Linked DNA regions of Homo sapiens: region 1 is linked to region 2. A link is a loop called in an ENCODE intact Hi-C map of the cell type or tissue named here. Cell type or tissue: K562. All regions are shown on one strand. Each heading gives the region's core, and the rest is flanking DNA. Links, peaks and the distances in the headings are about the cores only. Region 1 holds the start of TRIM11-AS1 (TRIM11 antisense RNA 1). Region 2 overlaps OBSCN (obscurin, cytoskeletal calmodulin and titin-interacting RhoGEF).

Region 1 (12,755 bases), core at 1-8,000, 54 kb before region 2:
CAGGGTCTCACTCTGTCGCCCAGGCTAGAGTACAGTGATGTGATTATGACTGCAGCCTCGATGTCCTGGGCTGAAGCGATCCTTCCATCTCAGTCCCCTGAGTAGGTGGGACTGTAGGCACACACCACCAAGCTCAGCTAATTTTAAAATTTTTTTTTAGAGATGGGACCTTGCTGTGTTGCCCAGGCTGGTCTTGAACTCCTGGACTCAAGTGATCTGCCTGCCTTGGCCTCCCAAAGTGCTGGCCTCCTTTTTAAAAAATTTTTGGGGCCTAGAGTGTGTTGTTGTCCCCCTAGACAGAATTAACTACCCGTATGTGTGGAAATCTTCCTTTGCCATTTCTCCTACATGTAGGGAAACCCTTGTCTGGGATTATGTCTTACTGACCTCTGCATCCTGGCCTGGTAGCTGGCACCACGTGTGTTAGAATGAACATGGTGTGGGATCGTCTATTTGACAGTGTGGGTTAAATCCTTGCAGTGCACTGAAGACTGCTCTAAGAGATACAAGACCGTGTCTCCTAAGAGCTGATGTTCCAATACCTGGGTGTATCACGCCAGCTCGGGCTGCCACATTTAGTACCACCTGCCAGGAGGCTTCCCCAGCAGAGACTGATTGTCTCCCAGTCCTGCACACTGGAAGACTGAGGTCAAAGCTGGTTCCCCCTGAGGCCTATCTCTTGGGCCTGTAGATGCCTTTTCTTCCCTGTATCCTCACAGGGTCTCCCCTCTGTGGGTGTCTGTGTCCTAGTCGCCCCTTCTTATGAGACTCAAGTTATTTTGGATTGCAGCCCACCCTAATGGCCTCATTTTACTATGATTTCCTCTTTAAAAGCCCTTTTTTCTAATAGTCAAGTTCTGAAGTCCTGAAGTTTCTGGCTTCAACATACGGATTTGGCGGGATGGACACAATTCGGGCCCTAACATGGAGTCAGATGCTATCACGTATCAGGCAGTGACACAGGAAGGACGCACGCCCAAGAGTGGGGCTGAGCAGGGAGCCTGCAGGGCAGGTGGAGCTGGGAGAGGAAGCAGTGCAACCACAGGGTTGGGCTCCAGCTGGGGTGGAGGTGCCCCTATGCTGAAGGCTGGGATGTGTGCCTGTCCTGTCCTTGGCACCCAGAGGCGCCCACTTGGGGCTCTGGGTGAGTGAGCCAACAGCCAGATGCCCTACATCCAAGTGTCAGGCAGAAGTGGGCCTTGGTCCGCAGGGCTGGGCTGCACCCCATTGGTGATGCCTCCTGGCACACATGTCAGAGCCTCTGTCCAGCATTCCTGTGTCTGAGCCTTGCTGCGGGTGGTTTATGGCCCCCTGTGTGTGTTTTTGCTGCCTGACGCTCAAATGTAGGAGAGGGGGACGGGGCGAGGCTCCAGGGGCGGGGAGGGGACTCCAGGAGCAAGCGATGGTCACTGACACCGAGTGTGCTGTTTCTCCTCCCCACATAGGACATCAAGGACGCCCTGCGCAGGTACGAACCCAGCCTCTCCTGGAGGGGGGGCAGGAGGGAGTGGGGTGGGACCCAGCTGTTGGCCATGGCGACAACACCTGGGTTGTCCCCTCTAGGGTCCAGGATGTGAAGCTGCAGCCCCCAGAAGTTGTGCCTATGGAGCTGAGGACCGTGTGCAGGGTCCCGGGACTGGTAGAGACACTGCGGAGGTTTCGAGGTAGGTGTGGAGGCCCCAGGTGGGGAGATGACTCCAGGAGGGGACCTGCCAAGGACCTGGGCAGCCAGCCACGTGTTCTGTGCCCTGCCACTGCCAGCTCCAAACTCACAGTGTCATGGTGGTGGGTTGTTGGGAAAACGTCCTCTGCTCATACTTCTGACATCAGTTGTGTGGGTATTTTCACACCAAACAATTCTTCAACTTCTGGAAACGAATTGGGTATCCAAGGATTCCATTCAGCATTGAACAGAATTGCCAGTGCTGACACTACAGGAGTTAGTACAGACCCCACAGATTAAGGGCTCAGTCCCATAAGACTGCCCCCACTTCAGATGCCAGTCACAACTTCCAGGGGCTGCCCATACTTCTGTTCCCTCAGCGCCTCTGCAGATGTGAGCATTCGCTAGCACAGCCCATGGAACTCAGAAGAGCACTTTACTTACTGTCATTGGTTTATTGTGAAGGATACCACTCAGGAAGAGCCAAATGGAAGAGACACATGGGCAAAGCCTGGGGAAGGGCTCAGAGCTTTCCCACCCTCCCTGGGTGCACCTTCCCAGCACCTCAGTGTGCTCACCAACCTGGAAACTCCCTGAGCCCCAAGAGCTGTTTAGGTGTCTTTGTGGAGGTTCCATTACATGGTTATGATTGATTAAATCATTGGTCATTGGTGATGGGGCTCAACCTCAGACCCCTTTCCCCTTCCTGAGGTCAGAGGCTGGGGCTGAGTGTTCCCGCCCTCTACTGACAGGATTGGTCTTTCTGGTGGCTGGCCTTATGCTGGGCTCTCAGGTCCCCACCTCAGCCACTGCAGTGGCATCAACTCAGGTGTGATGGAAAGGGGCATCTTATGATAGCACAAGATGCTTCTATCAGTCAGGAAATTCCCAGGGTTCTGTGAGCTCTGCGCCAGGAACTGGGCACAAAACCCAAATCTGAGTCTTGTATCACAGTCACCCAAAGGAAGTACTATCCTCAGCTCTTGCTAGCAGGTCAGGAGCCTGTTGTGTAGGAACTGTGTGCAGGCCTCCAGAGGTGGATAGATCTGAAATCGGAGTGGTCAGGGTTGGGACAGCTGCCCTAATTCACATCCTTCATTTGGAGATTGAAAGGAAAAACAGACTGGATGCATTGGCTCACCTCTGTAATCCCAGCACTTTGAGAGGCTCAGGCGGGAGGATTGCTTGAGGCCATCAGTTCAAGACCAACCCGGGAAACATAGCAAGACTCCCATCTCTACAAATAAAAAACAAAAAAATGAGCCAGCCATGGTGGCACACGCCTGTAATCCCAGCAGCTTGGGAGGATCTGAGGCGGGAGGATCATTTGAGCCCAGGAGATCAAGGCTGCAGTGAGCCATGATCGCACCACTGCACTGCAGCCTGGGGCCACAGAGCAAGACCCTGCCTCTTTAAAAAAAAAAAAAAAAGCAACCAAGATTCCCTCTTGATATCTGAAGGCAAAACATGGACCAATTTGTAGGACATTGTAAGTTGCAACTGGACGTAGCTAAGTGGGGAGAGGATGTCCACTTGGAGACAGTTAGTTACTCCAGGAGGTTGTGAGGCTACAGGCCCAGGGCAGAGAGCCAGGCCGTCCGACTGGGAGGATTGTACCTACATGCCCAGGACATGGGCAGATGGCCCCAGCTTGCCTGTGGCTGTGCCTGGGTGACCTTGGGCCTCTCTCTGCAGGGGACGTGACCTTGGACCCGGACACCGCCAACCCTGAGCTGATCCTGTCTGAAGACAGGCGGAGCGTGCAGCGGGGGGACCTACGGCAGGCCCTGCCGGACAGCCCAGAGCGCTTTGACCCCGGCCCCTGCGTGCTGGGCCAGGAGCGCTTCACCTCAGGCCGCCACTACTGGGAGGTGGAGGTTGGGGACCGCACCAGCTGGGCCCTGGGGGTGTGCAGGGAGAACGTGAACAGGAAGGAGAAGGGCGAGCTGTCCGCGGGCAACGGCTTCTGGATCCTGGTCTTCCTGGGGAGCTATTACAATTCCTCGGAACGGGCCTTGGCTCCACTCCGGGACCCACCCAGGCGCGTGGGGATCTTTCTGGACTACGAGGCTGGACATCTCTCTTTCTACAGTGCCACCGATGGGTCACTGCTATTCATCTTTCCCGAGATCCCCTTCTCGGGGACGCTGCGGCCCCTCTTCTCACCCCTGTCCAGCAGCCCGACCCCGATGACTATCTGCCGGCCGAAAGGTGGGTCCGGGGACACCCTGGCTCCCCAGTGACTCGGGCCCTCCTGGAGGAGTCCTGTTGCCTCTCCTGCCCCTCCAGGCCACTGAGTGTTTTGGCCACTTGGAGGACCTGGGAGGAGGGAGTGTGTCCTTTGAGCAAGAGGAGGAACTCCTGGTGCCTTTCTGAGCCTGCGTGGGAGAACCCCAATTCTAGCACTCCAGGAAACTGTGGGAGAGTGTGGGGCAGGCTCCGTCCTCCCTGGGAGACCCCTCCAGCCACCGGGTGCCACTTAATGCCAACAGCCCTTACCAAAGCTGGGAGCCCCATTGCCCCGGCAGCTCTGGCCTGTGGTTCCAGAAGCTGAGAAAACTCCACTGGGGCTTGCAGAATCCAGGGTTCACCTAAGCTGCACAGTTCCTGCAGCTTTGCCAGCCCCCTGAAAGTCTTGTGTACCCCACCTCTGAAGATGCTGGGGGAGGCAGCTGGGATGGGAGCCAGCCCCATGCCTGTCTGTGACCCCACAGTGGGTGAGAGCCCGTCACAGTCCTGGGTGTGGCTGCTCTGGAAGAATTAGGAGGCAGCCATAATAAGAGTCTTCAGAGAGATGATGGGAGGGGCCAGTGAGGACAGGAACAGAGAGTAGATGTCCTATAATAAAGGGGCTTCTGGGAGGTGCCTGGGCACAGATGTCTGTTCAGCAGGTGTGTGGGCCTAGAGGAGAGAGCAGAGCCCAGAAATGTCTTTTGCAGGCCCACGTTCTGACTTGAAGCTTTCGTGGGCATGTTGCCATTGGGTTTTGCCCTTGCAAAGGCTTCCTAGGTCTCCAGTGGCCCCTCAGGACCCAGGGTCCCAGCTGCTGCTTGGGGATGTGCACTGCTGGCCGCCGGCCTTGCAGTCTCTCTACCCTGGGGAGGAACAGTGGCTTCTCAGAGCCTGGGGCATACAGAAGAAGGCAGGAGTTGATTTTTGTGTTGGGTTTGGGGTTTCTTTGTCCTCAAGGTACTGTTCTGTTTCTCTTTACCCCTCTGCTTTATTTATTGTAAGCATTCCCACGTTAAATAAACTTTGGCTGTTGTCTACAAGTCATCCTGCTGGTGCCTGCTTAGTCCAGGAACAATAGCGGGTGCCCCACTGCCCAGCAGAGGGCAGAGCCCCAGGGAGGCTGTTGACGGGGCAGGCGGGAAGCTCAGGCAAAGTAAGGGCCGGGACGGGCAGCCACTTCCCACACCCAGGCACAGATGGGCTCTCCACTTTCTGTGCTCAATATATATGTTCCTTATGTGGAGCTATTGCCGGAATGTTTTTTTCGAGATATCCTGGTAAATGTTTCCTGCATTCCATTGTGCTTAACGAGTAGTCTCCTGATTATCATTTATTCAGTCACTCTCCCATTCTTGTCTTTTTTTTGGCAGGGGCCTGGGGGGGCATTATGTAATACCATGTTGAACAAGATCAGCAGTTTCATTCAGCTGCAACAAAGAGAAGTCTGAGTGGAAACCAGGGGACTGGGCATTTCTCTGTGTTGGGGTGGGGTTTTTGTTTGTTTGTTTGTTGTTTTTTGAGACAGGGTCACCCATGCTGGAGTGCAGTGGTGCAATCACGGCTCACTCACTGCAGCCTCGACTTCCCAGGCTCAGCTGATCCTCACACCTCAGCCTTTCGGGTAGCTGGGACTACAGGTGCACGCTACAGATGGGGCCATGCCCAGCTAATTTTTGTAAAGATGGGGTTTTGCCATGTTATACAAGCTGGTATTGAACTCCTGGGCTCAAGAGATCCTCCTGCCTCAGCCTCCCAAGTAGCTGGGAGGGACTACAGGCGCACACCACCATACCCAACTAATTTTTTTTTTTTTTGGAGAGGTGGGAATCTCACTATTGGCCAGGCTGGTCTCAAACTCCTGGGCTCAAGCGATCTACCCATCTTGGCCTCCAAAGTGCTGGGATTTCAGGCTGAGCCACCAGGCCTGGTGCGGTGAGTATTGCCATAGCCTGTTTCCAAGCGGCTGTGTCCAGGGCTTCCCTCCAATTGAAGACTCCGTCTGCTGCGTTTGTGCCTCCTGGAGTGAGGCAGCCCCCGCCACCTCAGAATTGCTGATCTTGTTCAACATGGTATTAGGTAATGCCACCTATCCCCCTACCAAAAAAAAAGACAAGAATGGGAGAATGACTAAATAAATGATACTCAGGAGACTGTAATGAAGCACAGTGGAACACGAAACATTTACCAGGTTATCTCAAAAAACAATTCCTTCAGCAGCTCCACATAAGGACCATACACCTGAGCAAAGAGCGGAGAGCCCATCTGGCTGGTGGTAACAGCCGGGGGCAGCCTTGTGGGTGAGACCACGGGTGTGCACCCAGGATAGTTCTGGCCATAGCTTTAAAATAAAGCTGCACACTCCATAAGAGAAGGGCAGACTTCATGACTCATCTTTCCGGATGTCCCCCTGCTGAGTGCTGAGGCCCTGTGGGTGTCACCCATGCTTCCAGGCAGTGGAAAGATGATGGGAACATGCAGGACCCTGAGCAGGGAGCCAGTCTCTCAGAGGAGGTGACAGTGAACGGCCTGAACAACTGTGTCCTGCACTGTCAGGGAGCCCCACTGTGTGCAGCTTGCAGTTGACCAAATATTTAGGTTCCCCCAAATTCATATGTTGAAATCCTCACCGCAAGTTCATGTTATGAGGAGATGGGGCTTTGGGGATGTAATTAGTTCATGAAAGTGGTGCCCTCATGAATGAGATTAGGCCCTCTGCAATGGGACCAGGTCTGGAGGTCTGCACAGTACATCACCAATGCACCGTCAAGCATGGTCCAAAGACAGGGTTGTTGTGCAGGCTCCCATTGCATGTTCTCCTCCACACCTGCTGTGCCCACCTGACAGTAGCTGGCCACCCTCAGAGTGCCCATGATGTCCCAAGAGCTGCGGGACATTGTCATGCCGTGGGCTGCATGCAGGGTGCCCAGCACCACCTGTGCAGCACCCAACCGTCCTGGTGCCCCCCTGCGCCCTTGAGCCCCCTGCACCCCAGTGCCCATCTTGCATGCTGCACCCTCCCCATCTCACCCTTGCCCACCACATGCCCCCTGTGTGCCCAATGCCATCCTCCCACACCTGCAGCCTCCCAGTGAGCAGACCCCCCAGGGCCCATGGGTCACCCACGCACCCTAGATCCCCTTATGCCCTGGGTGGCCACGGAGCCCATTGCCTCCCATGTTAGCAGTGCCCGGAGCCTCTGGTCACCCCACACCCAGCCCCGTGCACTCCAGGCACCCAGAGAAGCCCCGCACACCCTGTTTGCTTCCACGCCTCCCATGTCCTGTCCCTTCCCAGGTGCCCTGTGTTCGCTTGGGCAACCCTGCCATCTGGAGGAAGGCCTCCTGGTGCTGGTGTGGAGCTTTGTCCCCGCCGTGCCCCGGATCCCTGTGCTTTCCCTGCCCTACCCTGCCCTCCCCAGCCCGGAGTCACCTCTCCCGACCACCCTGACTTTTTGTAACAACTTAATTGTGGTATAGTTTTCACGCAGTAAAATTCAGCTATTTCAAGTGTACCATTAAAATGATTTTTACTAAATCCACCGTTGTCATGATTCAATTTTAGAACATTTTCATTCCTCAGAAACACGCCTCTGGCCTATTTCTAGTCTCCTAATATAGCATATTTCATTACCTGCTTTTCCACCACTGAACCAGTCTTAGGTTCCTGGGGTAAATCCCACTTGGTCCTTTTACTGTCTTGCTCTATTGCAGTTCACTAATACTTCAAGATTTTTACACCTGTACTCGTGAGGGATATTGCTCTGCAGTTTTCTAAAAGGACGGGGTCTCACTATGTTTCCCAGAGGTCTCGAACCCCCAGCCTCAAACGATCCTCCCGCCTGCCTCCCCGGTTGCTGGGACTACAGGCCTGAGCCACCCACTGGGCTGTGGTCCATAGTGTTTTCGTGGTGTGTTTGTGTGGCTTTGGTACCAGGGTGATGCTGGACTCCTGAGTTAGGAAGCGCCCTCCCCCACTGTCCTGAAAGAGTTTGGGAGGGTCGCTTTCTCCCTTTATTTAATATTCTGTAATCTCCAGTGAAGCCGTGTGATCCCAGCCTTTCCCTTGTAGTGGATTTTAAATTACTAGCTCAATTGCTTTACTTGTTATGGGACTGGTCAGATAGTTCATTTGTTATGTCAGTTTTGGTAACTTTTGTCTTTCTAGATATTTGCTTATTTTCTCTTGGTCAGTAAAACTAACGTTTGGTCACAAATTGATTTTTTTTCTTTTTTTGAAACAGTCTTGCTCTTTTGCCCAGGCTGGAGTGCAGTGCCACAATCTCGGCTCACTGCAACCTCCGCCTCCCAGGTTCAAGCAATTCTTCTTCCTCAGCCTCTCAAGTAGCTGGGACTACAGGCATGTGCCACCATGCCTGGCTAATTTTTGCATTTTTAGTAGAGACAGGATTTCTCCATATTGCCAGGCTGGCCTCGAACTCCTGACCTCATGATCCACCCACCTCAGCCTCCCAAAGTGCTGGGATTACAGGCGTGAGCCACAGCACACGGCCACAACTTTTTGTTGCATTTAATTTTCTCTATTATGTTTCTGTTTTTTATTTCAATAATTTTCACCTTCCTCTTTATTGTTTTCTTTATTTTTCATGCTTTGAGTTTAGTTTGCTCCTCTTTTTTTTTGAGATAGCATCTCATTCTGTAGCCCAGGCTGGAGTGCAGTGGCATGATCTCAGCTCACTGCAAGTCTCAGTCTCTCAGTCTGTGGCCACTGCAAGTCTCAATCTGCAGCGGGCTCAAGCAGCCTTCCCACCTCAGCCTCCTAAGTAGCTAGGACCACCAGTGCACACCACCATGCCCAGCTAATTTTTAAATTTTTTTGTAGAGACAGGGTCTCCCTGTGTTGCCCAGGCTGGTCCCAAACTCCTGGACTCCAGTAATCCTCCCTCCTCGGCCTCCCCAAAATGTTGGCATTACAGGTGTGAGCCACTGTGCCCAGCCTCTTTTTTTTTTTTTTTTTTTTTTTTTTTTTGGGGATACAGGGTCTCTTTCTGTTGCCCAGGCTGGAGTCTAGTGGCATGATCAAAGCTCACTGCAACTTCTATCTGCTAGGCTTAAGCAATCCTCCCACCTCAGCCTCCCAAAGCACTGGGATTGAAGACATGAACCACTGCACCCAGCCTTTTTCTGCTTTCTTAAAATTGAAGCTTAGGCCAGGCACGGTGGGTCATGCCTGTAATCCCAGCACTTTGGGAGGCCCAGGCAAGTGGATCACGAGGTCAGGAGATTGAGACCATCCTAGCCAATATGGTGAAACCTGGTCTCTACTAAAATACAAAAAATTAGCCAGGCGTGGTGGCGCGTGCCTGTAATCCCAGCTACTCGGGAGGCTGAGGCAGGGGAATCACTTGAACCTGGGAGGCAGAGATTGCAGTGAGCCGAGAGATCACGCCACTGCACTCCAGCCTGGCAACAGAGGGAGACTCCATCTCAAAAAAAAAAGAAGCTTAGGTTATTGATTTCTGATCTTTCTTCTTTTCTATTTATTTATTTTTGAGGTGGAGTCTCACTCTTGTCGCCCAGGTTGGAGTGCAGTGGTGCAATCTGGGCTCACTGCAACCTCTGCCCCTGGGTTCAAGGGAGTCTCCTGCCTCAGCCTCCTGAGTAGCTGGGATTACAGGTGTGCACCACCACACCCAGCTAATTTTTGTATTTTTAGTAGAGATGGGGTTTCGCCATGTTGGCCAGGCTGGTCTTGAACTCCTGATCTCAGGTGATCCACCTGCCTCGGCCTCCCAAAGTGTTGGGATTACAGGCATGAGCCAACACCCAACCCTTTCTTCTTTTTTCTTTTTTTTTTTTTTTTTTGAGATGGAGTTTTGCTCTTGTCACCCAGGCTGTAGTGCAATGGCATGATCTCTGCTCACTGCAACCTCTGCCTCCCAGGTTCAAGCAATTCTTCTGCCTCAGCTTCCCAAGCAGCTGGGATTACAGGTGCCTGCCACCATACCCAGCTAATTTTTGTATTTTTAGTAGAGACGGGTTTTCACCACGTTGGCTAGGCTGGTCTCAAACCCCTGACCTCAAGTTATCCACCCGCCTTGGCCTCCCAAAGTGCTGGGCTTACAGGCGTAAGCCGCCCAGCCTCTTCTTTTCTAATGCAGGGATTTATGGCTATACATTTCCCTTTAGGCACTACTTGAGCTGCACCCCATGACTTTCAGTATGCCATTTTCATTTTCACTTGGCCAAAATACTTCCTAATTGTGTTTGAGATTTCTTCTTTGACACACAGTTTATTTTAAAGTGCATTGTTTAATTTTCAAATATTTGTAAATTTTCCAAGTTTCCTTCTATTGTTGACTTTAATTAAACTCCATTTTGGTCAGAAAATGTTCTTTGTGTGGTGTCAGCTGAGACCGGTTTTACAGCCTAGTGGATTGCCAATCCGGAGAAGGCTCCACGTGCATTGGGAAGAACATTCATTCTGCTGTTATCCATTGGAGGGTTCTGTTCTGTCCATGACTATACCCACGAGAGTTTAATTTATGGAGATGACTGAATGACAACATGGAGAGCCTAATGTTATTGAAAGAAGAATTTATGGCTGGGCATTGTGGCACACATCTGTAATCCCAGCACTTTGGGAGGCCGAGGCAGGCAGATCACTTGAGGTCAGGAGTTTGAGACCAGCCTGGCTAACATGTTGAAACCCTGTCTCTACTAAAAATACAAAAATTAGTCTGGGGTGGTGGCACACACCTATAATCTCAGCTACTTAGGAGGCAGGAGAATCACTTGAACCTGGAAGGCAGAGGTTGCAGTGAGCCAAGATCACACCATGCACTCCAGCCTAGGTGAAAGAGCGAGACTCCATCTCAAAAAGAGAAAAAAAAAAAAAAAGAAAGAAGAATTTATCACTTACTTTTCCCAAGAGAAGGAGCATGCCAGGACACCAGGGCCACCTGAGGAAACACCAGGGTCAGCCAGGGGGTATAAAGGAGCAGGGGCAAGCCTGGGCCAGAACCTTTGATGGGATTTCTGTGGGAAAGACAAGGCAGGACAGGGTAACACTTAGGACTGGTGACTCTATAATTCTGGTGGGCTTTGGGCTCAGAGACCATCCCTAGCTGCCAGGTGCCTGGCCCTGGGTTAATTTAGGCATATTGGCTTGTGCTGAGGGTTTGATAAGGAGCTTGTTGGGATCTGGGCTCTGGATTGGTTGGTCTGAAGGTTAAAGGTGTGGTTCTGGGCAAGCCCTCTGGCTGTCTCTGAGAAATGGCCTGCCCTGGGAGGAGGAGGCTGTCTCTCCCCTGCCATCTAGGCCACATGTTCAGAGCAACAAGAATATAGAAAATAAAAATATATAGTGAATACAGTTGGCACTGTGATGACAGGTTGCCAAATAGACAAATCTAGAATCTTAGAACACACAGTTGTGGCCAGGCATGATGGCTCACACCTGTAATTCCAGCACTTTGGGAGGCCAAGGCAGGCAGATTGCCTGAGCCCAGGAGTTCGAGACCAGCCTGACCAACATAGTAAAATCCCATCTCTACTAAATACAAAAAATTAGCCAGGCATGGTGGTGCGTGCCTGTAATCCCAGCTACTAGGGAGGCTGAGGCAGGAGAATTGCTTGAACCTGGGAGGCGGATGTTGCAGTGAGCCAAGATCATGCCGTTGCACTCCAGCCTGGGCAACAAGAGCGAAACTCCGTCTCAAAAAAAAAAAGAAAACACAGAACATTTATGGATGTCAGTTTTGCCCAATTGGCTGATAGTGTTTTGTAAGTCTTCTATATTCTTGGTCATTTTTTCTAGTTATTTTGTTCATTATTGAGGAAGTGCTATTGGAATCATTAACCATTATTGTTGAATTGTCCATTTTTCCCTTTAGTTCTGATAGCTTTTGCCTCATGGATTTTGAGACTCTGTTGTCAGGTGTGTGTATGTTTATGAGGCGATTCCAATCTTCCTAAATTTATTAATACTTGTTTTGTGGCCCAACGTGGTTTATCTTGAGAATGTTCCCTATGTGCTTGAGAAGAATGCGTCTTCTGCTGTTGTTAGGTAGAATATTTGTATGTGTCTTTTAGATCTAATTGGTGTATAATGTTGTTCAAGTTTTCTGTTTGCTTATTGATCTTCTGGTTGTTCTATTCATTATTGAAAGTGGGGTATTGAAATCTCTTACTATTATTGTGTTATTGTTTCTTCCTTTAGTTCTGTTCATGTTTGCTCGGCTGTTAGGTGGGAAAATGCCATTTAGCATTTCTTGTAAAGAAGGTCTAGTGGTGATGAACTCCCTCAGCTTTTGTTTGTCTGGGAAAGTCTTCATCTTGCCTTTATTTTCAAATGAAAGCTTTGCTAGGAATAAGATTCTTGGTTAGCAGTTTTTTTTTCCTTCAGCACTTTGAAAATACTATCCCACTCTCTTTCAGCCTGCAAGGTTTCTGCTGAGAAGTCCCCCAGTAATCTGATTGGAGCTCCCATGTATGTCACTTTCCTCATGCTGCTTTCAAAATTCTCTTTTTGTCTTTGACTTTGGCAATCTGATTATAATGTGTCTTAGTGTAGACTTCTTTGGTTTATCATATTGGGGGCCGTTTAGACTTCACAAATCTAGATGTTTATTTGCCTCCCCAGATTTGGGGAGTTTTAAGGCATTATTTCTTTTTTGGTTTTTAGGGCATTATTTCTTTAAATAAGCATTCTGCCCCTTTCTCTCTCTGTTCTAGGATTCCCTTAGGCTTTCTTTATTCCTTTTTATTATTATTTTTTTGCTCCTCTAACTGGATAATTTTAAATGACCTGTCTTTGAGTTTGCTGATTTTTCTATTTGATCAAGTCTACTCTTGAATTCCTCTAGTGAACTTTTCAGTCCACTTATTGTATTCCTCAGCTG
Region 2 (16,373 bases), core at 4,210-12,209:
TGATACTCTGAGGACCTCTAATGCACTGACTGCACCCCAGCTCACAGCACCTTGATCCCCTCTTCACCCCTGCCTGCCCAGCCTAGGGCCTGCAGCCCCTTCTCAAAATCACTGCCCACAGCCCTCCATGCCTCCTCTCCCTAAACCTGCCCCTGCAGAGGACACAGCAGCCCAAAGTCTCACCCTCAACTCCACTCTCCTCTCCCAGGCCACATCCTCGTGCCTCCAAACGCACGGCTTTCTAATACGAAAATCTGAAGACTGAAGAATGTGAAGTAAATCACCCTGGTATGAACACACAACCGACTACACCTCTGGCCAAGGAATGCTTCCTTCCCGGGTGAGGGATGGGAAGGCACGGCCTCTCACTGTGGAGAACTCCTTCCCACATAATGTCTAAATACATAAAACGGCATCGATTCACATTCCAATAGTGCCGGGTGTGCCCCACAGATTGCTTAAATCACAAAGGTCACAACCAGCACCGACTTATGATTTGTATAGAACTATAAGATATATATACATTATACACACACATACACACACACACATATACACATATATATTTGTGGAGACGGAGTCTTGCTCTGTTGCCCAGGCTGGAGTGCAGTGGGGCCATCACAGCTCACTGCTGCCTCGACCTTATGGGCAAAAGTGATCCTCCCGCCTCAGGTGCACCACCATGCCTGGCTAATTTTTTAACTTTCTGTAGAGACAGGGCCTCACTCTGTTGCCCATGCTGGTCTCAAACTTCTGGGCTCAAGTGATCCTCCCACCTTGGCCTCCTGAGTAGCTGGGACTATAGGTGTGAGCCACCCCACCCAGCTCAGAAATAATTTTAAATAATTTTTTTCAAAAACCTTCTGGTTACCACCTCAGATCTCCACACCCCTTTATGGCAACTCCAGAAAGGAGCTGTGCTCACACCCTCCAAGGCGTCTCTTCCCATCCCCACTAAGCCCATCCCCTGGGCCCCAGTTCTCTCCCCCAAAGCTCCTGTCAGGGCCGCCACGCTACCAGCAGCTCTGTCCTCATCTTGCTGTGGGAAAACAATTCTCCCTGGAATTCAGATTCCACATTTCAGCCCTCTGAGCAAAGGCACTCACAGCCAGGTTTAGAATAGAAGAAGAAGAAGAGAGTAGAGTAGAAAGTAAGGAGAGTGAAGCAGAAGATGCCCATCTGCCTGGCTGTGTTCCAGGACAACAGAGACAAAACCCTTCCATTCCTTTCCTGGGAGACATTTCTGCATCCCAGGGTAGGAAGTCACCCCCTATCTCTGGAGTGAAGCATGGGCAGATATACCAGCAGCCGCATAAAAAGAGCTCCATGTCTCCTAAGATTCACGGTTTCTCTCTCATGGGACAACCCCTGCATGCAACTAACACCTAGCTCCATCACCTCCTCACAGAAACGGGTGGGGGCAATGATGAGAGACACTGAGGCACTGCTGGTAAAAAGTCTTTGTCTCTGACCCATGAGTCTTGTGTCTTTTGTCTATATCTGGCTGGCAGGCTGGCTTGCAAGATTGCAAGTGGGGTAAAATTTTGGGCCCTTCACAGTTTTTGGTTTACAATTTTGGGGACAGGGAAGTGACACTGTCAGAGGCATGGCCTTCTGGAAGGGAAAGAAGAAGCGGCCCTGTGGATCTCTTTCTCTACTTTGTTGCCCTGCTAAGGAGAGAAACTAGGCAGGTAGTTGCATGCTGAGCACTGAGAAGTGGGTTCAAACACAGACACCTGGGCAGTGCCTTGGTTGGCACTCTTTCTCCAATCCCTGCCAGGGACTTTGCTGGTTCAGCCTCAGTTCAGCCATTTCACAATAAATGCCAGAGCCAGCGCTGGATCTGAGGAAGATTCTAACCCTGTTCAGACCACAGCCACGGACACTCGTGCCTGAACTGAGTGCTTGGGGAGGGCCACCAGCAGCCACGATGGGCAGAGGCAGGAGAGGGCTCAGCCCATCTAGGTCTGGCTGGTTTGGAGGGGAGAGGATGGGCACCGAGCCTGCACTAAGGAAGAACGGCCACAGCTTGGGCGTCTTGTGGAGCAGCCTCCTGCATCCACCATGCTGGCCTTCCATTCTTCTGGGGGTGACAGTAGAGGATCTCTGTGTTTGCGGTAGAGACGGGGTCCTACCTCCATGGTTGGCTGAGCCACAGAGGGGTGCCTTGTTCCGTCATTGTCCTCTGACCCCTTCCATCCCCTCTATACCACAGATCCTTTCCTGGCTCAAGCAATTTCCCCGAGACAACAAACTCCCCCAAGGGAAGGCAGAGGGGACACGGCAGGGAGTGCATGGACTCCTCCCGCTACGGCCTGCCAAGCAGCCAGGATCACAGTCATGCGACACCATGCCAGGATCAGAGATAATTTTAAATAGGCTGGCAAGTTAAAGACACCTCTTCCTGGGGCAATGAACAATGAAGTGAATCAAGGCTGCTGATGGGGACACCCCGGCCAGACCGCCAAGGCTCCTGTGCAGAGCCCCCAGGACACCACATCGCTGAGCCCCACCACAGGCAGGGCACAGATGCAGAAATCTACATCACATGTCAGACTGGGGACATCCTGGAGAGACATTCTCAAGCCTACAGGAAAGGAAGACACAGTACACATGGTGAACCCACTCTCCATCCTGGCATACCGCTCCTATGAACCCAGTGTTGGGGCTCAGAAAACAAGACCCCAAAATGAGGGCTTCCCAAGCAGCCTCAGAAGCAAAATTTTATCTCTGACCTTCTCCTCCCCTCCTGTCTCTAGCCCCTCATTCTCCTCCCAGGCTGACATAGAAACAGAATCCCTCTTCCCCAAGGTGGGTCATAGAAACCAGGACACCTTTTTCTCTAAAGCCAGCCAGAAAGCCTAAAAATAGGACTCCAATTTTCTCTCCATCGTTCTGTGTAAAACCTGGCCATGAAGAAATGATCTGACCTACTTTGTTTGGCTGTGGATCCAAGACCCCCATTCCAGCAAGGGTCCTGCTTCTCACCCAGAAGAAAAGGGCACTGCTCAGAAGGCCAAGAAGAATCCAGACAGACAGGCCTAGCGGGGTGTCCCCACTCAGTCTGTTCTCACTAGATCCAACCCTATTTGCCCAATCCTATTTCCACACAGTTGTCCATACTTTATGGAACCTAAGCATTAAAATGGACAGCTTCTTCTGGGTCTTTGGGTCTTCATTCTGAAGGATCCAGTGTCTACACATTCAATAAGTGTGTCTGCCTTTCCTCCTATCTGTCTGCCTTTTGCAAGTGATTGTTTAGTGAACCTGCAGAGGGCCGAGGGGAATGTTCTCCATGGCCCTTAGGCCAGCTGTCCCTCTCCAGGGTCTCTGTGGAGGCCACCTGCTGTGAGGCTGCTTTGGGTCTCCAGCCACACCATGAAAGCGTGTGGCTAACATGAGCCACGTGTGCCACACACACCCCCTGCAGTTTGATGTCCTATGACATCTACCACAAGAGCCACTCAGCAAGGGGATGGCGGTCTGACTGCGCCCACCTCCTACTGGCCTGCGGACCTTTGGAAGGCAGTCCGGTCACCAAGTGCAGCTGTCCCCAGAGAGGAGCTATCTCCTGCAAGCTGCCTACTGGGCTGGTGGTTAGGAAGCAAGGGACAGGGGAGGGCCTCCATCCACAGGGAAACCCAGGCTCTGCCATGACCACCCCTTGGTGGCAGCCTGGTCCAAAGGGAGCGGGGCTCAGGGCATTCAACTGGCTTCTGGCAGGCTTTGATAAAAAAGCTTTTGTTCCTCTTGAACCTAACCTCCCGGAGGAGAGGTCTGGACAGGTGGCAGGAGGGGAGCTCCTAAGACCCCAGGGAGCAGGCGTTAATGACCCACCCAAGCCTTCCTCCAGAAGTATCCCAGGGCAGCCCTCCAAGCCATTGCGTTCATCAGCTCCGACCAGTGGACACTGGGATGGCCCCTCCCACACACCCCGGCAAAACTCCCTGGAGTCCTTCCTCTCCAGCCCCGTCCTCAGTCATGGGCAGACCCGCGGGCCCGGCTGCTATGGACAGGGAGAACAGGAAGGGCTGAGTGCCCAGATGGTGCCTGCAACACCAGGACAGCACTCGGTTATAAGGACTGAACTGGGGGCTTGGAGGCCGGTCAGCCAGGCCAGATGAGGTTCACCTGACAGCCCAGGTGACCCCCTGGGGGGTCATCTGGGAGGTACCATCAATCAGTACTGATGTGTGCCTTCGTAGGAGCCCCCAAATTGTAAACAATAACTGTGTTCTCAAGACTTCCTGTGTGGGAGCCACACACATGTTGGCTGGTGCCTTGGGGTGGTCCAGGGCAGTCCCACAGGCTGGCATCTCCCCTGCTGAGAGGCTTGAGTAAATGCAGCCTGAGTCACACCGGAAGGACGGCATACCAGCCAGCATCAGTCAGATTAGCCAGGATGGCTGAGGGCTGGGCACAAGTGTGGGAAAATCCCCCAGGGGCTGGAGCCTGTGGAAGTAGGGTGGAGCTGGGTCTCTTGGGGCACAATGGCCCACAGTTGGCCAGCCCAGATGCTCCAGACAGCAGCGCTCACACAAGGAGACATTCCAGGACAGTGGAGCAGAGATGCCTCCCTCCCTGGAGACACCCGAGGTGGTGAGATGCAGCCCCTGAAATCCATGGTGCAGCGCATGCATGTGCAGGTTTCTCCCACACCACCCCTGAGAGCTGCGGCAAGAGCCTGTCCTGGCTGCTGCCTCATGTTGAGTGATGAACCATTTCTGTCTTGGACCAACAGGTCTTGTGTCTTGTGTGTGTGTGCAAGTAACTATACATGTATATATGTGTATATGTACCATTTGTGCATGTTTACATGCAGATATGTGTGTAGTACATATGACTGTGTGTACCTATGTATATGGTGGGTCTATGTGTATATATGTGTACTGTGTATGTATGCATGCACATGAATGTGTAGTATTTATGAATATACATGTGTGGTGTCTGCGTGTAGCATGTATGTGTGTTGCATGTATCTGTGCATGTGTATTGTGTATGGTATGTGGCTATGTACATATGTATATGTGTGCAGTATTATCTATGTGTGCACATATGTGTGGTCTCTAATATGTATATTTATATGTGTACAGTGTGTGCATATATGCACATGTGTAGCTGTGTATAAAGTGTGTGTGCATATGTAAAGTATGTACTTGTGTGTGTAATGTGCATACATCTCTGTATGTGTATAGTGCATGTTTGCATGTATCTGTGTATATATCTATGTAGCTGTATAGGTGCATGTAGTGTGCACTTGTGCATGATCCATGTGCATGTGCTATGTGTGCATATATGTGTACCTGTATAATGTGTATCTATGTACATATTCATGTGTGTGGTATGTATTTGTGTATATGTATTGTATACTATGCATGTATGTGTAGTATCTGTATGTGTGACGTGCATCTATGTATATTACACATATAGTGTTAATGTACATGCACGTGTAATGCATATATATGGTGTGTATGTACATATGCATGAGTGTGTAGCATGTATCTATGTGTCGCTATGTACGTGTGCGTACAAGTGTGTGTAATGTGTATGTGTGTAAACCGTGACAGGCTGACTTGCACATGTGTGAGGGGTAGAATGGGAGATTCCACAGTTCTGGGGACCCTGGCAGCCCTGGACGCCCCCTGCCCACTCCCCGTTGGCTTCTCCCTGGCTGGCTTCCTGGGCCCCCACCTCCCTGGCCGCTCCTTCCCCTGGGTTCGTGTCCCCTCATCTCTGCAGACTCTGGAAGTGGGGGCTCTCAAGCCTGGGTGCTTGGGCCTCACCCCTCCACACGCACTCTGCGTCTGCATCGACTGGCAGGTCAGACGCTCCGTGAGCTGACGACGTTCCATTCATCGTTTCCGGCCACATCCCTCTCCTGAGCCCTACTTGTATTTCTCCGACCGCCCCTCAGCGCCTCCGCCTGCATCCCTGCAGGCACCTCGATTCTGCAGGGTCCTCCCAGGCCTGGTGCTTCCTCCTCCCACCCAGCCCTGTCTGCACATCACCCCGCCTCTCCCCAGCCTTCCACCTTTGTAAAAGGAACCACCCTGGTGGATGTCCAGCCCCAACTGTGTGAGCATCTGGATGCCAAGCTCTTTCCACACAGCCAGCCACCCCATCAGCAAATCGGGCCAGTTCAGCCTTCAACACGGCCCTGGAATCCACAGCCACCCCTGAGCCTGGGTCCCCAGCTCCAGCACGGTGGCTCCCAGGCTGGTGTCCCAGGTCCCCTCTTGGCCCTCCCCAGCAGGTTCCTGGCATTACAGACAAGGTGACAGATGACAGAGCCAAACTGTGTCCCTCTGCTGCTGAAACCCAACATGGCTCCAGCACAAGGGAGGATTGATGCTCCCCAGGGAGAGGCCCCCAGCTCCTGGGAGGTGATCTCAGGCTCTTAGGATATCCTGTCTGGTAAAAGCATCTGTTCTCCTTGGGAGCCCTGGGCCACATGGGATCATCTATGCTGACCGTGAGATTTCTGAGATTCCTAGGGGTCCCTGGGCCACGCAGCATCAACTTGGCCTCCAGAAGGGCTGGAGCCCAAGGCCCACCACAGAGCAGTGAGCCAGGATTCCACAGCTGAGCCTGCAAAACCCTGGACACCATGGCCAGGGAAGCACCTGGTTGGCACCATCCCGTGCATGTCGTCACGTGCTGTCACTGGCAGAAATGATTCCCCCCAGGAGGGGACAACTGGAAGTTCATGCATAGTGCCGCCTGGACCTTTCCCTAGGTGGCTCTCCCGGCAGCTAATTTAACCTGGGCCCTTTGGCCACAATCAGCCCTGACTATGGGACTAGCAGCTTTGCAGAGCCGAGTGCCCCCACTGAACTCCCTCCTCTCCAAGCCTCGGCATCTCCGTGTCCCCAACCATGCTGTCTTTGATTCGGAAGGCGGGTGGCAAGTGAACATATAAGGCCTGTCCATGCCCCAGACTCCCAGCCAAATCCCATATTGGGTCCCCAGCCCTCACAGCCTGTTTCTCTCGGGCAGCTCTTTTCTGTTGCAGGGCCTGCATCCTGGACAGGAAGGCCACAGCCCCTGGCCCCGGGGTTTACCTTTGTACCAGCTGATGACAGGCTTGGGTGTGCCCGTCACGCGGCAGGCCAGCTTGACTGTCTCACCCAGCTCGGCTGTGCAGTCGGCCAGCTCCTCTTCAAAGTCCGGGGGCCCTGAGGACACACAACAGCCCTGAGTGCTCTGTGGGGGGACATCGGGCTGCGGCACCCCCAGGTGCACCTGGCAGGTCACCTGCCCTGCACCATGAGCCCCACATCTGATGGTGTGGCCCCTATGGGGACTGTCCCTTGTCACCCCTCATCCAAGGTCCCCACCTGGAGTCAGGTGAGTGAGGCAGGTGCATGTTAAATGGAGAGCAGTGGGGGCTCGGGGGAAGATTCTGTTCTGGTTGAGGAAGCAGACCCCGGGCTGCCAGACCCTTCACAGCCCCTGACATGATCCGGATGGGTGCCTTGAGCTTGGGGACCCCATGGTATCCCCGACCTTGGATCAGGGCCAACCCAACACCCAGCCCAGGGGCTCCCCATGAGGCTGTAGCCGTCTGTCCCAGGAACGAGCCCACCCCTCACACCCACCCAGGCAGGGACCTGTGCGGCTGCAGCCGGGTGCCCCATCCTGGCTCAGCCACCTGGGCCCCCGGGAAGGTGGACACTCACGCCACACAGGCAGGGCCAGACGCTGCTGGATGCCACAGATCTCCTTCACCCACGAGCTCTTGATAATGGCTGTCCGTGCCTGCAGCAGGTACTTGCGCACCGAGTCCTCCCGCTCCTGCCACACCTCGAAGGCGCGGTCATCCCCCTCCACCTGGTCGTTCAGGTCGATGCTGCTCAGCTGTGGGTGGGGGAGGGTGTCAGCACAGGGAGGGGGACACGGGCTGACCATCCTCAACAGATGTGGGACCCGACGAGGAAACATTCAGGCCACCCTGGACCAGCGGCTGCAGGTGTGGCCACTGGCATCCACCCCGGCGCTGAGGGACAGGGAGCCCCGCCCAGCAGCCCAGAGCCTGCAGACCTTCATCATGTTCCGGAACACGTAGCTGACGGTATCGGTGCGGGAGTCTCGCCGGGGCTTGCAGATTACCAGGTGGTTGCGGAAGAGGAACACGTGACGGTTGTGGCCCTTCCAGGGCATGCGGGCCCCCGGTGCACCCTCCCACACGATGAAGTGGCCCTGGGGGAGGGTGTGGGCTGCGGTCAGCCTGTGGTGGGCCAGATTGCCCAGCGGTGCAGGCCCCACAGCCACCCAGGTACCCAGTGCTCTGCCCAACTCATGCACACACCGCCACCTCCTGGCAGCCCCAGATACAAGCCCCCAGCACCCCAATACCCACCCACATCACATGCATCTCCCGGCCCCGGCCCCTGGCCCTCCCCAACCTGGCGGATGGGCTCGCCCAGGGCCTGCAGGGTGCCTGGGTAGTTCTCCATGAGGGACACGTGCAGCTTGTTCTCAGCGCGCTGTGGCAGGGCAGACACCACGGCATAGGCCTGCTCCAGCAGCGCGCAGTTCTGTCTGTTCCGCGCCTTGTTGCGGATCAGCTCCTGGGGCCGGGGCGAAGGTCAGGGCTTAGAATGCTCCACAGGCTGGAACCCAAGAGACCCAGCCTGGGCAGAGGAGGCGGGGCAGGGGAGGTGGTGCCCACCTTCAGCAAGGCCTGGTAGCGCTGCACCCGCTCCACTGGCTGCTCCAGGTAGTGCTGCAGAGGTGGTGGCGGGGGCTGAGAGGGGTCCCCTGCCAACAGGGCCTCCTCCGCGTATTTCTGTGGGAACCAGGAGGGTGGGTTTTAGGGCAGGAGTGCAAGGCCCACTGATGGCTGTGTCCCTGAGAGCTGGAGGGTGGGTCCCCAGGGTGCACACACAGCCTACACCCCAGGTGACAGCTGTCATCACCTCCTGACAGGTGACAAGCACAGGACTTGGGCTGCTGAAGTGGCCTTCCCAGAAGCACAGGGCTGCAAAAGCAGCTCCACCCGCATTTCTGAACTGAGGCCCAAGGGGGGTGCAGGGAGGCTGTGGGCAGTGGCGAGGTCGGGGAAGATGAGCGCAGGCTCTGATGTGGGCAGAACAGGATGAACCTTGGAGGACGCCTGGGCTCAGTGAGCCTTCAAAGGGAGCCAAGGGCAGGCACTGAGGTTCAGGAGCCCATGAGTTCAGGCATGGGCACCTTGTAGAACTCCTGGATGGCCGTGCTGACGACCACCGACTCAGCCTGCACACGCCCCACCAGGAACTCCAGGTACTGCTCAAAGGCCGCCTGGTTCTTGATGAAGCACATGGCCACGTCGTCGTCCGTGTCGCACTGCTGCAACTCCTGCAGGAAGCTGCTGTGAAGGGGGATGGCATCAGGACTCAGCCTGCGCCCCATAGCCTGGCCCTGAGCCCTCACCTCTGGGAGGAAGCTGGCCCCTGCACAAGGGCTGGGGCCCTGTGGCTCCTGGGGTCTGTGAGAGTGTGCGTGCAGACATGTGTGGGCATGCAAATAAGTGCTTGTGTGCCGTGTATGAAAGCTCACATGAATATTACATATGTACATGTATGTGGGCGTGCACATTTGTGGAGGCATGTAAATGTGTATGAGCACACATGTGGTTGCATACACAGGCAGGTGGTGGAGGAAGGAGGTGTTGTATGCTATACGCATGCGTGCATGTATTAAAGTGTGCAGATAAAAGGGTGTGCATGTACATGCTGGGTGTGCACATGTGTGCAGAAGTGCATATGCATAGATGTGCAGAGATAGTGTGGGGGCATGTACATATGTGTGTCCATGTGTATAACATATATACATGTACACAGGCATATATGCGTGTGCACGTCTATAGGCATGCACTGTGTGCACATAGGTGATGTGCACGTGTATGTGGGTGTATGTACTGTGTGCATGTGTGTGCATTTACAGATGTGCACATGTGCCATGCACATGGGTGTATGCTGTTAAAGGCTGCACCTGTACACATGTATGTGTTCATGTGTGCACACGTGTGAGGGTGTGCATGCACTTGGGCCTGCGCACATGCCAGTTAGCAGTTGGTGCACCGCAGGCCTTCCCATGAGTAAGCCAGGTACACATGTCTGGGTTTCTGAGGGGAGGGGTGCTGAGGGATAAATCAAGTCAGCACAGGTTCTCTCCCCCCTTGGCTCCAACCCACCTGCAGGAGGCCTGGCCCTACAGTGTGTCCATGCATGGACGTGTGTGTGTGTGTGTGTGTGTGTGTGTGTGTGTGGCCCCACCCACCCACCTGCTGTGGAAGCGGCCGATGTCCCGCACATTGCGGAAGATGACTGCCTTCTGGCCGGCCACAGCTATGGGCACGTGGGGGCAGCGCTCCAGGTGCTGCAGGTGGTGGCTCTGCAGGAACTGCAGCTCCTCCACGAAGGCCTGCTCAGAACTCAGCAGCTCCTGGATCACAGAGCTGGGCAGGAGGGGGCTGCCGTAAGGGACCACGGAGCTCCTGCTTCCCGTGCAGGGACTGTGGGCCACGAGGCCCCCACTCCCTCAGCTGCTAGATGGGAGCGCCTCCTGCTGCGCAGCCTGTTGCCTGCTCGCAGGAAGTGGGAGAGCAGGTGGAGAGAGGCTCCCTCTTGGACAAGGCCGGCCCCAACATCAGGAAGCCACCCAGATGGGTCCTGCCAGCACGAGGCTGGGAGGGCAGCTGCGGGAACCCAGGCAGCTCTGGGCCTGCTCTGCTGTCCTCGGCCCCCACCCGTCCCTAACAGGCTCACACAGGAGCGCTGTTTCAGAGGCCCCCGCAGAGGAATCAGCATGGCCATGACCCCAAGACCTCCAGGGTTAGGTCCTGGACCCAGAGCCAGGGCAAGCGGCCTGCTTCTTTGGGAGACTGTCCAGCTGGTGGGATGCCAGTGCCACCACCTCCGGCCCGGCAGTCACTCACCTCAGCCTTGCCTTGTATTCGTCTTCAGACACAGCCTCCCCAGGGAACTCAGGGGCCTCAGCGGCCCCCCACTCAGGTGACAGCTGGTGAGGGACAGGAGTTTTCTGTTGGGGTACTGAGCTCTGGCCCTGCCCCGCGGGGATCGGGCTCTCGCCCCTCAAATTGGGACGACCCTGCTAGGGGCCTCCGGGACCCCTGAGGACCCCTCCTGCCTGGCCATTCAGATACCTTGAGCCTCCTGTCCAGGTAGGCTGGTGACACCCAGCCCTGCCGTGAGGGGCTGGACTTGGTGGGCTTGGTGCGGACAAGCCAGCGCAGTGGGTGGGCTGCATCCAGGACCTCCACATACTGGCCTTCCCGCAGCGTGATGGCATCCTGCTCAGCCCCTAGGGGCAGGTAGTCAGCGGTGACCACGTAGATGTCAAAGATCTGAGAGAGGGATGGGGGTGCTGAAGTGGTGAGACCCGGGAGGTGCCAGCCGGGCCTGCCGAGATCCTAAGCCACAGGGCAGGGATCCCCAGAGTCAGCGTGCACACGCCCAGTTCCCCCTCCACGCAGAACAGCGGGAATGTGGGAGACCTCCCCTGCCCCACCCCCAACCTTAGAGGTCACCACAGCCCCAGGGTCTCCAGGCCTGGACTGCCTACACTCAGTTACTTGTTTACCTTCTCCCCATCTCCACACCCACCCCAAGCCCTAACAGGGTGCCTGGTACACTGAGGCCTGAGACACATTCTCCATTGAAGGAACAAAGGAGTGAATGAATGAATCAAACAAATGGCTCTCCCAGAAGGCAAGTCTCTGCCGGGCCCCGTGAGGAGAAGACCCTGTTCTCACCAGTTCCTGCCTCCTATGCACCTTGGTGCGGTCCCACCTCCCTAGAGTCCCATGGGGGTCCTGCCTCCTGAGTCCCTCTCCACCCTGCACCTTCTCTTCAGGAAGGTCAGGGCCTCTCCCTGCCCTGCTCCCAGAGGGTTCCAGCCGCCCACCTCGCCTCGGGCATCGCCGTCCTCTGACTCTGAGGAAGACTCCTGGATGCTGGAGGATGGCCGTGATCGGCCATGGCGGGGGGATGCAGATGGTGTCTTGGAGTCCTCATCACTGTCACCTCCGGGCACCTGCAGCTTGGCTGGGGGTGCAAGGATCATGACACCCTGGCCTGCCTCTGGCTCTCCAGGGCTCAGGGGAAGGGCAAACACCCCAGACACACCCCAGGGACCCTGGCACATGGGCTGCTGCCCCTCACCCTGCGTGATCTTGGCCGATACCATCTCAGTGATCTGGGAGGTCAGTTTCTGCAGGAACTCCTCTGTGCCCACCTCAGCGAGGGACAGGTGGCCGAGGGCCTCCTTGGCAGCCAGAGGCTCTTCTGCGGATACAAACGCTCTGCTCAGGTGGCTGCGTGCCCCTCGGATGTATACCAGGCACCCCATGCCATAGGCCCATGTTGGGCCCTGGGAGCCGATGGTGAACAAAGAGCCAAGGCCTCCCCCGCATAGTGCTGATGTCCAGCAGGGAGATGATGAGACTCAGTGGCCGGCAGGGCAGGAGGCCAGTGGGAACTGGCCAGGATGAGGAGTCACTCTGGCTCATGAGCGTCAAGCCGAGGCGTGACCAATGGGCTGAGAATGTCCAGAGACAGAGGGCACAGCAGGGGCCGCCAGTGGACAGTGGACGAGGGGCACTGGGGACAGAGTCAGCAGAGGCCAGACCTGCGCATCAGGCTGCAGGAGGAGCCGTGGGTCCAAAGCGGGGCTGTGCTGCCTCTGTTCTCAGTGCCCAGCACCTAGGAGTTCTACCCAGACCCAGGTATCTACACAGCCTGCTGGATGTGAGCTCTGTGCCCAGGGCCGGCCCAGGGACCCCACAGGCTCCCGGATCCACGGGGATCAGACATGGTTCTGACACTAACCAAGCCTCAAGTCCAGGCCTAAGAGAACATGGGTTGGTCCTGGCTGTGTGAGCAGGTGTCCCAAGGCTGTGCTGCTCAGGAGGGGCCTCTGAGGCCAGGAGCCACCCCTGGGCAGCCTCCTCCCTGCCCCCAAGCATCAGGGGATCAGCCACCCTGGCCCCTCACAAGCATGCACCCACCCTGACTGTACCTTTCCTCTGCCCACCAAGGTCAGCAAAACTCGCAGTTTCCAACCCCTGTGCTGAGATGGCTTGTGTGGTCCTAAACAGGTGAAGGGGGTGTCCTGAGAGGCCTGGGCTGGACCCCACCACCCTCTGTCCTTATGCAGAAGCTCCTGACAAAAAGAGGGTCTGGGGGCAACAAACCAAGATACCAGAGAAAGAGGCTCCATACCAGAGAGGCCCAACAGAAGCCCTCACTTTACAATGGGGAAACTGAGATGCAGAGAAGGAAGAGAGCTGGCCCAAACCACATGGCCTGCATGGGGCAGAGCCAGGACACGCTCCGGGACAGGTGCTCTCCCCAGGGGCAGCGCTGTCCTGTCCCCCACTCCTAGAGCGTCCTCCCTGGCCCTGACCGGACTGGCCTGGAGGGGCAACCCTCACTCACCCCTGCAGGAAAGTGGAAATCAGCGCTTCCTTCACTTTCTCCTGCTCCTCCACCTTAGGCACTGTCAGGAGGACCGGCAAGCCATCAGACGGTGCTCCCAACCCCAGCACATCTGATTCCAGATCTGGACTGGGTCCCTCCGAAGCCCTGAGCAGGGGCTGTGCCCGAGCTCACCTCCCCATCCCACTCTTGGCCCGTGGTCACCCTGACAGTGATGGGAGGAGAACAGGGGTTCCTGTCCTCAGAGGGGCTAAGCAAGGCCCAGGATGCAGGGGGCTTCAGGAAATGTCTCTGGAGCCAGCGGTGCAGAACCCACGGGGCCTGGGCCCAGAGGCGACTCTGAGGCTCAAAACCACCAGCACCACCAGGGCCTGACCCATTTTGGGGTCTCCCTGGTGCTGTCAGAGAATGAAAAGAGGAAGGAGGGGGTCCCACAGGGTCCCAGCCAAGATGGTGGTGATGGGCAGTGTGCCCCAAGGAGACCCCAAAGCCACCCAGTGCCCACCCCCCATGCCCCAGCCCCCCATCCCCCCATCCCCCCACCCCCACTCACGGCCCGAGACGTGCAGGCTGGCGGAGCAGAGGGCCTGGCCGGCAGCGTTGCTGGCAATGCATGTGTAGGTGCCCTGGTGCTGCCGGCCCACGTCCAGCAGGACCAGGCTGTGCTGCTGCGCAGAGCTGGCCACGGTGTAGCCCGGTGTGTCAGGGCCAATCCACAGCACGCCTCTCTCAGCCTCCTCCCTGAGCCAGTGCACGGTGGGCACCGGGCGTCCTAGGGGCAGGCAGGAGGTGGTGGGTGCACCCCGCCAGGAGCGGGGTCTCTGGAGATAAAGCCCTGCCACAGGCCTTCCCTCGGGATGATGTGAGTGGGGAGGGGGCACCTCTGTCCCATCCCCCAGGGGTGATCTTTCCATAGCTGCGGGCAGGAAACGCCTTACCTTCTACCTTCACAGAGAAGGTGATGCTGGAGCCTTTCTTCACTTTCTTGGGGGTGAACCTCTCCAGCATTCGGGGCGGCACCAGCTGCTCATGCACATCTAGGGGACACAGGCTGGCTGGCAGAGACCTCGGCACAGCCCCCACCGCCCGCCTCCTGGCCCCGGATGATGTCTGCAGACGCCCAGGTGGCTCTCCACAGCCAGCACCTGGACAGCACCACGCTTCCCCCTCGGCCGGGCTGTCTCCTTGCTGCGCCCTCCCTGAGCCAGCCCATGGCCACCCACACCTCCACTGCAGCCAGCCCTAGGCTCAGGCCCTCAGCACCCATGGCCACCTGGCCTCTCCCTGCCTGTCTGGGGCTGCCTCACCTGATGCAGGCTTCTCTTCTGGCTCATCAGGGCCTGAAAGAGGCACTAGAGTCAGACACCCAGCACACACAGGCCCCCACCGTGGCTCCTACCCGGCGCTGTGCGGGTGCCTGGCAGTTCTGCCCCCTACAGTGAGGGAACCCAAGGGCAGCGCTGCTCCCCAAGCAAACGCCCTAACCCCTGCCTGAAACCTGGGCCTTGGAGCCCTGGAACTCTACACACTCAGGTGACAGAGGCAACAGGCCGCATGGACCAGACCCGATGACCCACCACCCACCCTCGCCCTGCCACAGACTCTGTGGCCCCACACTGGAATCAGCACACAACCAAATAATGCTGCCCAGAGCAGCAGAGGACTCACACCTGGAGACGCTGGGGAAAGCTGCAGCAGTGGCAGGACGGGTTTGGGTGAAACTTGGAATGAACTCTCAGTGATCAGAACTTTTTGAACAATAAGGAAGTAGGGTCCTCTAGTCCCAAGCTACCACCGGCTCTGGCTGTGCGTGGATCTACCTAGAGCCGCAGTGTTGACCCACTTTCCTGGGTCAACTTCAACCTCCAGCCTGCCCATCAGTCAGGACAGAGGGCTGCACACCCACTCCTGGAAGGGCCAACTTCCGGCCGCCTGTGCCACTGTGTACCAAGGGGCAATGACCAATGATCCTCGCTGAGGGCCTGATATGGCAGGGTGTGCAGGGGATGTCAGCCCTGGCCAGGATGCTGCCCAGGGCCCAAGTCTCTGCCCGGCCCCTCAGAGCACCCACCTCGAACCAGCAGCCGGGCAGACGAGTAGGCAGCACCCATGGCATTGCTGATATAGGCTGCATACTGGCCAGAGTCCTCCCGGGTGACGGAGATGATCTCCAGGGTGTGCAGGATCTTCTTGTCAGTCATGCGGATGTGGGCAGATGCGGTCAGGGGCTGGCCATCTTTGAACCAGTATAATCTGGGAGCAGGGTAGCCTGGGCCACGGGAGGAGGAGTGGTCAGCCTGGGCTACCACCCACGGGCACTGTGCCCTCCAGATGGGAGACAGATGAAGGCCTGGAGAGAGGGTCCCCACACCACCAGTGACAGAGTGTCAGCCTCCTGCACCCAGGCAGCAGGGATGAGTGACTGCCTGACCCCGCTGCTGGGGTCTCCTTTCAATTGTGGCTGATGGGGTATGGCTCCTTGGCCTCCATCCTGCCATGGCTGTGTCCCCACTCCCTCTCCTTCTCACCTTTCACCTTGAGCTGGAACTTGGCCAGGCGTGTGCCAGGGGCCACCTGGAGGTCTCTCAGCTCCTCCACCACCTGGGGCAGCTGGCCCTCATCAGTGGTGGACTCTGTTCCCTCCTGCTCCCGGCTGGCAGAACAGAAAAGGGGTCAGCCATAAAGCAGGGCATCGAGGGGAGCAGGGCGGGAGGGGTGCTGAGGGGCTTGGGCATGGATGACGCTGGAAGCCCCTGTTTGCTGACTGAGTGGACAGAGACCGCCAGGGCCTGGAGGAAGGCTCCAGGATTGGATGCTGTCAGACCAAGCCCTGCCCTCACCCAGCAGCATCACTCCCCGAGAGGCCCTGCGACGTCAGTCCATGGGGCACAGCCCACCTCTGGCAGCCCCTACCTGGACAGGTAGCCTTGG

Evidence for each region. A loop is a pair of places that touch in the nucleus more often than their neighbours do. Peaks named below come from ENCODE experiments on the same cell type or tissue, not always from the same donor. Only the 100,000 strongest peaks of a DNase experiment are listed, where the experiment ranks them.
Region 1: a loop joins it to region 2, with 2.4 times the contacts of the local background. A loop is called at or near these places in 4 of 110 quality-filtered maps.

The regions. Positions count from the first base shown.
Region 1 is chr1:228,385,856-228,398,610 of GRCh38, reverse strand. TRIM11 (tripartite motif containing 11) reads left to right here. Exons shown (of 6, transcript NM_145214.3): 4 at 1,446-1,468; 5 at 1,564-1,664; 6 at 3,359-4,935. The coding sequence ends at 3,906. It overlaps TRIM11-AS1 (TRIM11 antisense RNA 1), which reads right to left and starts at 4,321. Exons shown (of 3, transcript NR_199157.1): 1 at 4,163-4,321; 2 at 2,805-2,900; 3 at 1,644-1,868. It overlaps MIR6742 (microRNA 6742), which reads left to right and starts at 1,502; the gene lies at 1,502-1,563. RefSeq lists enhancers at 6,508-7,063, 7,064-7,620. In K562, for the core only: a CTCF peak has its summit at 4,977 (motif pointing right); a DNase peak (open chromatin) is centred at 6,314.
Region 2 is chr1:228,332,921-228,349,293 of GRCh38, reverse strand. It overlaps OBSCN (obscurin, cytoskeletal calmodulin and titin-interacting RhoGEF), which reads right to left. Exons shown (of 116, transcript NM_001386125.1): 68 at 16,356-16,373; 69 at 15,971-16,095; 70 at 15,514-15,711; 71 at 14,750-14,782; 72 at 14,381-14,479; 73 at 13,996-14,214; 74 at 13,443-13,503; 75 at 13,024-13,094; 76 at 12,168-12,290; 77 at 11,911-12,050; 78 at 11,150-11,350; 79 at 10,922-11,004; 80 at 10,268-10,441; 81 at 9,193-9,349; 5 more. Among named protein-coding and RNA genes, the nearest start is that of TRIM11-AS1, 53 kb to the left of the region's middle. RefSeq lists an enhancer at 7,932-8,226. In K562, for the core only: CTCF peaks have their summits at 8,308 (motif pointing left) and 10,550 (motif pointing left); DNase peaks (open chromatin) are centred at 8,073, 8,303 and 10,551; H3K4me3 peaks cover 342 bases; H3K27me3 peaks cover 1,055 bases.